2 separate regions of the Homo sapiens genome follow, and region 1 is linked to region 2. A link is a contact called in ENCODE Hi-C or POLR2A ChIA-PET data. All regions are on one chromosome and are shown on one strand. The core of a region is the stretch at or near the end of the contact, and the rest is flanking DNA. Distances in the headings are between cores, read along the strand shown. Region 1 holds the start of ZFTA (zinc finger translocation associated). Region 2 holds the start of TAF6L (TATA-box binding protein associated factor 6 like).

Evidence for each region. Hi-C counts contacts between places; a loop is a spot of excess contacts on that map. ChIA-PET counts read pairs that join two places held with the same protein, here RNA polymerase II (POLR2A). Pooled maps may share reads with other maps.
Region 1: a pooled map shows a loop between it and region 2 (4-fold over the local background). The contact joins the promoter of ZFTA here to the promoter of TAF6L in region 2. A Hi-C loop is called at or near these places in 1 of 168 maps with a recorded cell type or tissue (sigmoid colon) and 2 of 50 pooled maps. POLR2A ChIA-PET finds 5 or more read pairs at or near these places in 1 of 52 experiments (WTC11).

The regions. Positions count from the first base shown.
Region 1 is chr11:63,767,090-63,771,565 of GRCh38, forward strand. It overlaps ZFTA (zinc finger translocation associated), which reads right to left and starts at 1,686. Exons shown (of 5, transcript NM_001144936.2): 1 at 1,395-1,686. The coding sequence starts at 1,533. RefSeq lists silencers at 1,103-1,402, 1,623-1,672, 1,803-2,012, 2,033-2,502.
Region 2 is chr11:62,770,004-62,774,337 of GRCh38, forward strand. TAF6L (TATA-box binding protein associated factor 6 like) reads left to right here and starts at 1,393. Exons shown (of 11, transcript NM_006473.4): 1 at 1,393-1,487. It also overlaps a transcript of TMEM223 not described here. RefSeq lists a silencer at 1,243-1,652 and an enhancer at 1,843-1,982.

The DNA.
Region 1 (4,476 bases), core at 436-2,935, 1.0 Mb after region 2:
GCAGGGAGCCGGCCACTGCCCAGCAGTCAGAAGGGCGGGCACTGGAGAGGCCCCACTAACCCAATGGTGTTCCCTGTGCCAGACACCCACCCAGAGCAGTCCCCTACCCTCCCTACAGTTCCCACCCCTCTTGATTTAGAAAAATGGTCTCCTGGGCACACAGGCAGGTTCTGGTCATTCTCCCAGTGGAGAATCACAGGGTTGGGAAAACAAAAGACAGGATCAGAAAGGGCTCCTGTCACCCTTGTGGAAGTTTTTTTGTTTTAGTTTTTATTTAAGTAGATCCATAGAATCCACTGGCTTCGGAGTCATAGGCCTGGGTTCAAGTCCTGGCTTCACTGGTAACTTGCTCTGTGACCTTTGATAGGTCATGTCCGCACTCTGGGCCTGAGCTTCTTTGTCTGCAACGACACTGGCTAGCTGGCTGGTCTCTAAGCATCCTTCCAGCGCTGGATCCAGGCTAGTCTAAGGTGGATTGGCCCTTTAAGAGCCGAAAAAGGGGGAGGAGCCGAGGTTCTTTAAAAACAAAAGGGGATGGGGCGTTTCTGGGAGGGGAGAGACCGGGAGGGGAGCCTGGAGATTCGGGCAGAGTCTCCCTGGCCTGGAGGAAACCCTCAAGGGTCTTAAGGCGTGACCCTGCAGCCGGGAAATGAGTCAACAGTCTCCTTTGAGAGCGAACGAGGAGGACTGGTTGGTTCCGCTAGAGCTGACAAATTAGGGCAAAAAAAAATTCTGAAAAGAAGGGAAGGGAGAATGCACCGGCCGGAGGGGTGCCTGCCTTTGTGGGCGAACCCATCGCTTTAAAAACTGCCCGCGGTGGGAAAAGATGGTGTGGGCCCCCGGGGCGCAAGCGATGCACTTTCCTAGGGAGAATGTGGGAGAAAAGAAAAAGGGTGCATGTCTCTCACAAGGCCACGAGACGAGAGGAGCAGCCCGATTTAAAACAGCAGAGTTCGGAGCTGAGCTCAGCTCCGCTGGGGAAAAGCCCCCGAAGGGGACCCAGGGTCTGGGCGGACTTTTGAGAGAAAGCCCGATTAGGGAGACCACCTGGGAGTCTGAAAGAGAAAGGGGCGGGGGCCAAAGTCCAGCCTCGCTCCGTGGCGCCCTGCCCCGTGGGGCCCCTCGGGCCTGGCCCCCAAGGCGGGGCGCTGCGGGCGGCAGCGGGGCCCTTTAAGGGGGAGGCGAGCCGCCCGAGCCCCGCGAGCCGACCCCGGGAGCTGGGCGGGGGGCTCCCCCGCCAGCCCTGCAGCCGCGCTCCGCGCCCACCAGGTGGCGCCCCCGGCCGCCCTGCCCGCGTCCCCCGCTTTGTTCGGCGGCGGAGAGGGGCCCCGAGCCGCAGCCCTCCCTTCCCCCACGCCGGGGCCCCCGCCCGGGCCGCCGGCCCCAGCTCTTACCGCCTTCGTCTTCCTCTGGCTCCGCGCTGCCGCTCGATCCGGCGGGCGGCAGCCGTCGGCCCCGTGCCGAGGCCACTGCTGGCCCGGGGCCGCCCCTGCCGCCGCTGCTCCGGCTCCGGTGGTCCCCGCCGGGCTCCATGCGCTGCGCTGCGGAGCGGGGCCCCGGGGCGGCGGGGCGCGGGGCCGCGGGGCCGGCGGCAGCCCGCGCGGAGCGCTCGCTGCGCGGGGCCCCGGGGCGCGGGGCGCATGCACGGGGCGGCCGGCCGCACGGACGGCAGGCTGCTCGCTCGGCGGCGCGGGCTGGACCGGGGTGGGGATTCCTGTCTGGGGCCCCTGGGGCTCCTTTAAGGGCTCCTGGGTAAATTTAAAGGGGCCGCGCGCTATTTCCTCCTGCCAGCTCGCGGGGGGCTGGGGGGAAAGGCGGGAGGCAACGAGCCCAGCCGAGGCTCAGCAGCCTGCGCCCGCTCCGGACGCTAGGGGCACGGACCTCGCCGCCCCCGCGGGCCCGCACCGCCGCCTGCGGGGCTCCGGTCCCGGCTCCCAAAGGGTCACTGAGGTGGCGAGGGGCGCCCGCGTCCGCTGCGACGCGCTTCCACCCGGGCTCGGCTCGCGGCCACCGCCCCCTCGGGGCATCTCAGCGCCGGGAGCGCCCGCTGAGGAGGCCGGGGTCCCTGCCCGGGGCTGCCTCCCGCCGCGCAAGCGGGTCGCGAGCTCCGTGCGGGCCCCGGAGCGGCCGCTACTGGCAGGGGCCCCAGATGGCTGCGGCCCCGCCGAGAGGGTGGAGCCGTGGGGGCGGCCGCGCCCCCTCCCGCGGGAGCCGCCCGGGAGCGCTGAGAGCTCGGGCTTCTCATGGGAGGGGCGGACAAGCGAGGCTCCCCCGAGCCAGCCAGGGGTGGGGGCGGCGGCCGCAGTGACTCGGGCTGGGGAGAGGGGCGCACAGCAGACCCGCAGAGAGCCGGCTGCGCCGGGGCCCGACCCTGCGGGCTGGAGGTGGCCCCAGGATGGAAGCCGGGAGGAGAGGGCGTGCGCGGCGGTGACTCAGGATCCTGCCCCCGCAGGCCTGGGGGTGCCTGACGAGGCCCTTGACGCAGCCCCAGACCCCCGGCCCGGCCCTAGGAAGCGAAAAATGCTGGCCCCGGGCGGGGTGTCGGGCACCTGGGGAGGCGCGTTACCACGGCTCGGAAGCGCTGGGCGGACCCTGGCTGCGGGTCCCGGGGCGCCCCCGGTCCCCCAGCTCCGGAGAAGCGGAGCGCAGGGACCCGGAGAGGCAGCCGGGGCGCAGCAGCCTGGGGTCCTCCTGCGAGGACCGGCGGGAGGAGCAGGTGCTCGCTTTGCCTGAGGTTGGGCGCCCACAACAAAGGCGATTCCTGGAGATCCAAATTACAGGGTGCGGGAGGCCTGCAGGGTCTTCTTATCTGGAGGCGGGTTTTGTTCCCTGCACTGGCGAGTTACCCAGCTGTCGCCGATGGCAGTTCGTCCGCTTGTCACCACCTACTGTGTGCCCGCATGCTTTCAGACGCTGGACACACAGCACTGAAAAACATGGGCAAGACCGATACTGCCTGTGACTTTCCTTCTCAGAGGCACCCACAGCCTCTGAAAAGGAAACCGCTCCAGCCTTTCGGGAGCCATGGGAATTAAATTACTTGGAACACAGGAAACCTGTCCCCGAAGTGCTTATGAGGAGGGGACAAGAACTAAGATTTCTTAAGTGCCTCTGGGCTCTGTCGCCGCGGAGATGTCCCGTCTCTTCCTCAGCCCCCATGTTGACGTGCTTGAGACTCCACCTTGGGTAAACTGAGTCTCCTTTCACAGCTCTGCTCTCTTCGCGGCAGGCCCTGCGCTCAGGGGGGCGGGGGGGGGTTGCACTTCCTCTCACCCACTGGGGTCAGAGGCCCTGATGCTGATGGGTGCCACGCAGGCCCTGAGATGGGAGATTCCTTAATTCATTATGTCCCTCATCTGTGCCAGGCCCGGGAACACAAAGGGAAAGTGAGACAGAGACCTGGGCTTCACGCACTTCTAAGTAGTATGGTTTAAAAAAAAAAAAAAAAGAAAAAGAAAGAAAGAAAAGAAAGGAAAAGAAGCTAAAAGAGCCTAATGTCCTAAAATGAAAGAAGCCTGTTCTTCTGGGGCCAAGGGCCCTTGTGCTTTATTCTAGTTTAGTTGCTCACTCCACAGAGAACCAATGCTGAGGGCCAGCCCCTGTGAGACTCTGGTGTCTGTCCTGCCAGTGCTCTGTGTGTATAAAAAGGGTAATTTTATTACCAGAAGAAAGGTATCAAAGCCACCTGGAGCCACCTTCAACAACCTCTGCCCTCCCCTTCCCACCCACATTCTGCACGACCTCAGGAACGGCTGCACGCTTGACAGTTCTAAAAGTTTCCCACTCACTACTTGATCCCCGCAGCAGCCCCGTGAAGCTGGAACTTTGTTGTCGGGATGAAGAAATGGAGACTCAGAGAGTCAAGAGCCTTGCGCAAGGCCATTCATTTATTTCTGCACTTCTTTTCTTGTTCAGAAAGCAGTCATAAGTGATGAGAACAGGGCTGGGGGTGCAGAGACTTAAGAATAACATAATGCAGTGGGGGGGTACCCCCCAACCCCACTGGGGGAAGGGGAAACCAATGGCAGTGAGTCAGGGCCACATTCTCACTTTCTCAGGCCTTAGGTGCTTTTGTCTTCATGAGGTATCTTCCTCTATTTAAAAAAAAAATAAAAATTTAAATAATTCAGTAGATTTTCATGGGCCCTACGCATTTATTTTTTTGATGTGAGAAAAAAAATTGTCTTTGACCCTTACATTTTTTTCATCTAATTTTAAAATAAAACATTTTCATGAGCCCCTAAAAGTACCTTGCACTCTAGGCACCAGTGCCTCGGTGCCCTGGGTCCCTGGCACTGATTGCAGTAGAGGGTGATAAGCACCAAGGAAAAGGGAAGCCCCAGGAAGGGTCACCCAACTGGGGAAGACTTCCTAAAGAGGGCATTGTTTAAACCAAAACTAGAAAGACCAGGGTATTGCCAGAAGGAGAAAGGGAACAAGGGTTTCCTGGCAGAGGCTGGGAAAATTCTGGATGAA
Region 2 (4,334 bases), core at 143-2,642:
GTGGGGTTGCCATGGCAACCACAGTCGCATCCATCTGGCTTTGCCAGCTCGGGTCCCAGGGGATTTTCTTTTCCAGCGGCAGCAGCATCTAACCCTGAGAGGGGGAAAGAGAAAAAATGTGTACATTCATGCTCCCTTGCAGAATGTTCCCACAGTTCACTCAGTGCAAACTACCCCATCTTGGGTGAACTTAAAGGAATTCACTGTATGCCTTGTGACATGTGAGGGAAAGAAAGTTTCTCTCTTTTTTTTTTGAGACGGAGATTCACTCTTGTTGGCCAGGTTGGAGTGCAGTGGCGCGATCTCGGCTCACCACAACCTCCGCCTCCCGGGTTCAAGCAATTCTCCTGCCTCAGCCTCCCGAGTAGCTGCGATTACAGGCATGTGCCAACACACCCGGCTAATTTTGTATTTTTAGTTGAGATGGATTTTTCTCCATGTTGATCAGGCTGGTCTTGAACTCCCGACCCCAGGTGATCCCCCGCCTCGGCCTCTCAAAATGTTGGGATTACAGGCGTGAGCCACCGCGCCCGGCCGGGAAAGAAGTTTAACCTCCAACTCTGCCAGGGACTCTCACAGACATTAATTTACAACAACCCTGTGAAGTGCGCATTATTACTCCATATTAGGTAATTTGCCCAAAGGCAGTGTCAGAATTTTAACCCAGGTCGGTCTGATTCCAAATACCATCCTTTACTCACTAAGCCCACTGCTTATCAATTAAGAACTGCCCAAGTAGCTGCTATTGCAGTGGGAGTTGGAGAAAGAGAGCTGTCAGTGTGCGTGTCCAACGGTCATGCAAGGCGAGGTAGGCCAGGGCTTGTATTTGGTTCACAGGCGTGGGGAGAATGCGAAGTAGGTGCAGAAAGAGCAGAACCCTGGAGTCCGGAGCTTGCACGGGATGTTCGGCCGGGTCAGAAGTCCCTTCTGCCTGCCGAGAACACCTACCGAGAGCCCCATCTATCCCTTCAGGAAGGGGAAGTGGCATGTGATGTTGGGGAGGTAGGCCGGGCAGGAAAACTAAGCCAGACACCAAAATCTAAAGCTTTGCTGCAGTCGCGAAAATGCGGGTGCTCAGAAACTCGCGAGCAAACAAGACAAAGAAAATCAAGACGCTGTCTTTGAGACTGTTTATTTCCTCGTTACTATTGTGGTGGTAAAAAAAATAAAATATGCTTATTAAACGTGTGTTAAAACAATACACACCTACTCGCAAACGTAGCAAGAGAGGTTGCTTTAAGAAGCGGGAATCTTCAGCGTCACGTGACCGCCGGTCTCTACAGTCTGTTCACACTGGCCAATCAAGAGCCAGGAAGCCTCCTGGAGGGCCGGAAACTTTCCAAGGCGCCCGCCGACTGGCTGTATTGGGGAGGGCGGGGCCGGGGCCCCGGGAGAGGGAATGAGTGTGAGCTCGTGAGTGGGCGCCGCCGCCACCGCCCCCGCCGCCGTCGTCTCGGTAGCAGCCTTCGCCACGCCGGGGTCTTCAGGTGAGCAGGCCTTGCTCTGGTCCAAGGACTCCCCATTCCCGACGCCGACTGCTTACTCACCAGTCTTGGAGCCCGCACCGCGAGGGCCCGCCCCCTTGGCTGACCACGTGACCCAAGTTCAGTGACCCCTGACCTCCTCCCCCCGCGCACCCCCTCCCCGATCTGGGCTGGGCTAGGCCGGGTGGGAGGATGCGCGTTGCCGAGGCCCGGCCCGCGGAGGTCAGTTCCCACGCCTCCTCTCCAGCGTGACTAGTGGCTGAGGATGCGGAGGAGAGGAGGCTGAGGAGCGGGAGACTTTGGTCACAGTCTAGATTTCGTGTACGGTCATATAATAGGGAAACTCCCTCCGTGCCTTTCGCGCTGGTGGACTAAATGCTCCCATTTTACAGATAGGGAAACTGCAGCTTCACAACGATCTATTGGCGGGTCTAGGGTCACCAAGGGGTGGGTCTCCAATCCATGTCTTTGGGGTGGGATCCAGGCCTTGTTCCCCATACAGCTGGCGGCTCCTGAATGCGGTATAGAGTAAAGATTAGGAGCAAGGGGTTGAGTCCTTGCTCCCCCTCCCTACTTACTCAGTGCTTACTTCATGATCTTGGAGAAGTCATGGAACATTTAGCCTCTGAGGTTTGATTTCCTTGCCTGTGAAATAGACGAAATACATAATAATATCTTATTATTGAGAATATAGTGAAGTAATCCATATAAAGCACTTAGCTGTGTCTCAGGCATAGTACAGTGCTATTCGTGGCCGGGCGCGGTGGCTCACGCCTGTAATCCTAGCACTTTGGGAGGCCGAGGCACCTGGATTGCCTGAGCTCAGGAGTTCGAGGCCAGCCTGGGCAACACGGTGAAACCTCGTCTCTACTAAAAATACAAAAAATTAGCTGGGCATGGCGGCGTATGCCTGTAGTCCTAGCTACTCGGGAGGCTGAGGCAGGAGAATTGCTTGAACCAGGGAGGCAGAGGTTGTAGTGAGCCGAGATCACGCCACTGTACTCCAGCCTGGGTGACAGAGCGAGACTGTGTCTCCAAAAAAAAAAAAAAAGCTCGTCGGGCCAGGTGCGGTGGCTCTCACGCCTGTAATTTCAGCACTTTGGAGGCCGAGGTGGGCGGATCACCTGAGGTCAGGAGTTCCAGACCAGCTTGGCTACCATGGCGAAACTCCATCCCTACTAAAAATACAAAAATTAGCCAGGTGTGGCGGCACAGGCCTGTAATCCCAGCTACTCGGGAAGCGGAGGTTTTAGTGAGCCGAGATCAAGCCACTGCACTCCAGCCTGGGTGACAGAGTGAGACATCAGACATCATCTCCAAAAAAAAAAAAAAAGAATAGTTCTTCTTTCTTTCTTTTAGAAGATCTTTTTTTTTTGTTTGTTTTTGTTTTTTGTTTTGTGTTTTTTTTGAGACTGAGTTTAGCTCTGTCATCCAGGCTGGAGTGCAGTGGTGCAATCTCGGCTCACTGCAGCCTCTGCCTCCTGGGTTCAAGTGATTCTCCTGCCTCAGCCTCCTGGGTAATTTTTTGTATTTTTAGTAGAGACAGGGTTTCACCGTGTTAGCCAGGATGGTCTTCATCTCCTGACCTCGTGATCCACCAGCTTCGGCCTCCCAAAGTGCTGGGATTACAGGCGTGAGCCACCATGCCTGGCCTATAATTACAAATTTTTTTTTTTTTGAGATGGAGTCTTGCTCTGTCGCCCAGGCTGGAGTGCAGTGGTGCGATCTTGGCTCACTACAACCTCCACCTCCCGGGTTCAAGCAATTCTCCTGCCTCAGCCTCCGGAGTAGCTGGGACTACAGGCGCGGACCACCATGCCTAGCTAATTTTTGTATTTTTAGTAGAGACGAGGTTTCACCATATTGTCCAGGCTGGTCTAGAACTCCTGACCTTGTGATCCACCCGCCTTGGCTTCCCAAAGTGCTGGGATTACAGATGAGCCACTGCGCCCGGCCTACAATTTTTTTTTTTTTTTTGAGACGGAGTTTTCCCCTTGTTACCCAGAATGGAGTGCACTGGTGCGATCTTGACTCACTGCAACCTCTGTCTCACGGGTTCAAGCGATTCTCCTGCCTCAGCCTTGCGAGTAGCTGGGATTACAGGCATGTGCCACCACACCTGGCTAATTTTGTATTTGTAGTAGAGATGGGGGTTTTTCTATGTTGGTCAGGCTGGTCTTGAACTCCTGACCTCAGGTGATTCGCCCGCCTTGGCCTCCGAAAGTGCTGGGATTAGAGGCGTGAGCCACTGGGTCCAGCTACAAATTCTTACGACTGGTTTGGAGGCAGAATGCAAGGACATTGGAGGATCTAGGAAGACATCCCTGAGCAAGTGACATTTGAACTGAAATCTGAAGGAGTGAGTAGCAGTTCACTAGACAAAGGGATTGGGGGTGGAGGACAGGGAGGAGAGAGTTCCAAGTGGAGGAAGCAGTGTTCAAAGGTCCTAAAATAGGTGTATTTGAGGAACTGAAAGGAGGACACAGGTGGGAATACAGAACACAAGAAAGTAGGAGATAAGAGGTAAGAGGTATTGCAGAAGTAGGCAGTACATGCAGAGCCTCCAGAGCCATTGTTCAGATTTGTTCTTTATTTCTTTTTTTTTTTGAGACGGAGTCTTGCTCTGTTGCCCAGGCTGGAGTGCAGTGGCGTGATCTCGGCTCACTGCAATCTCCGCCTCCTGGGTTCACGCCATTCTCCTGCCTCAGCCTCCCGAGTAGCTGGGACTACAGGCGCCCGCCACCAAGCCCAGCTAATTTTTTGTATTTTTAGTAGAGATGGGGTTTCACCGTGTTAACCAGGATGGTCTGGATCTCCTGACCTTGTGATCCGCCTGCCTCGGCCTCCCAA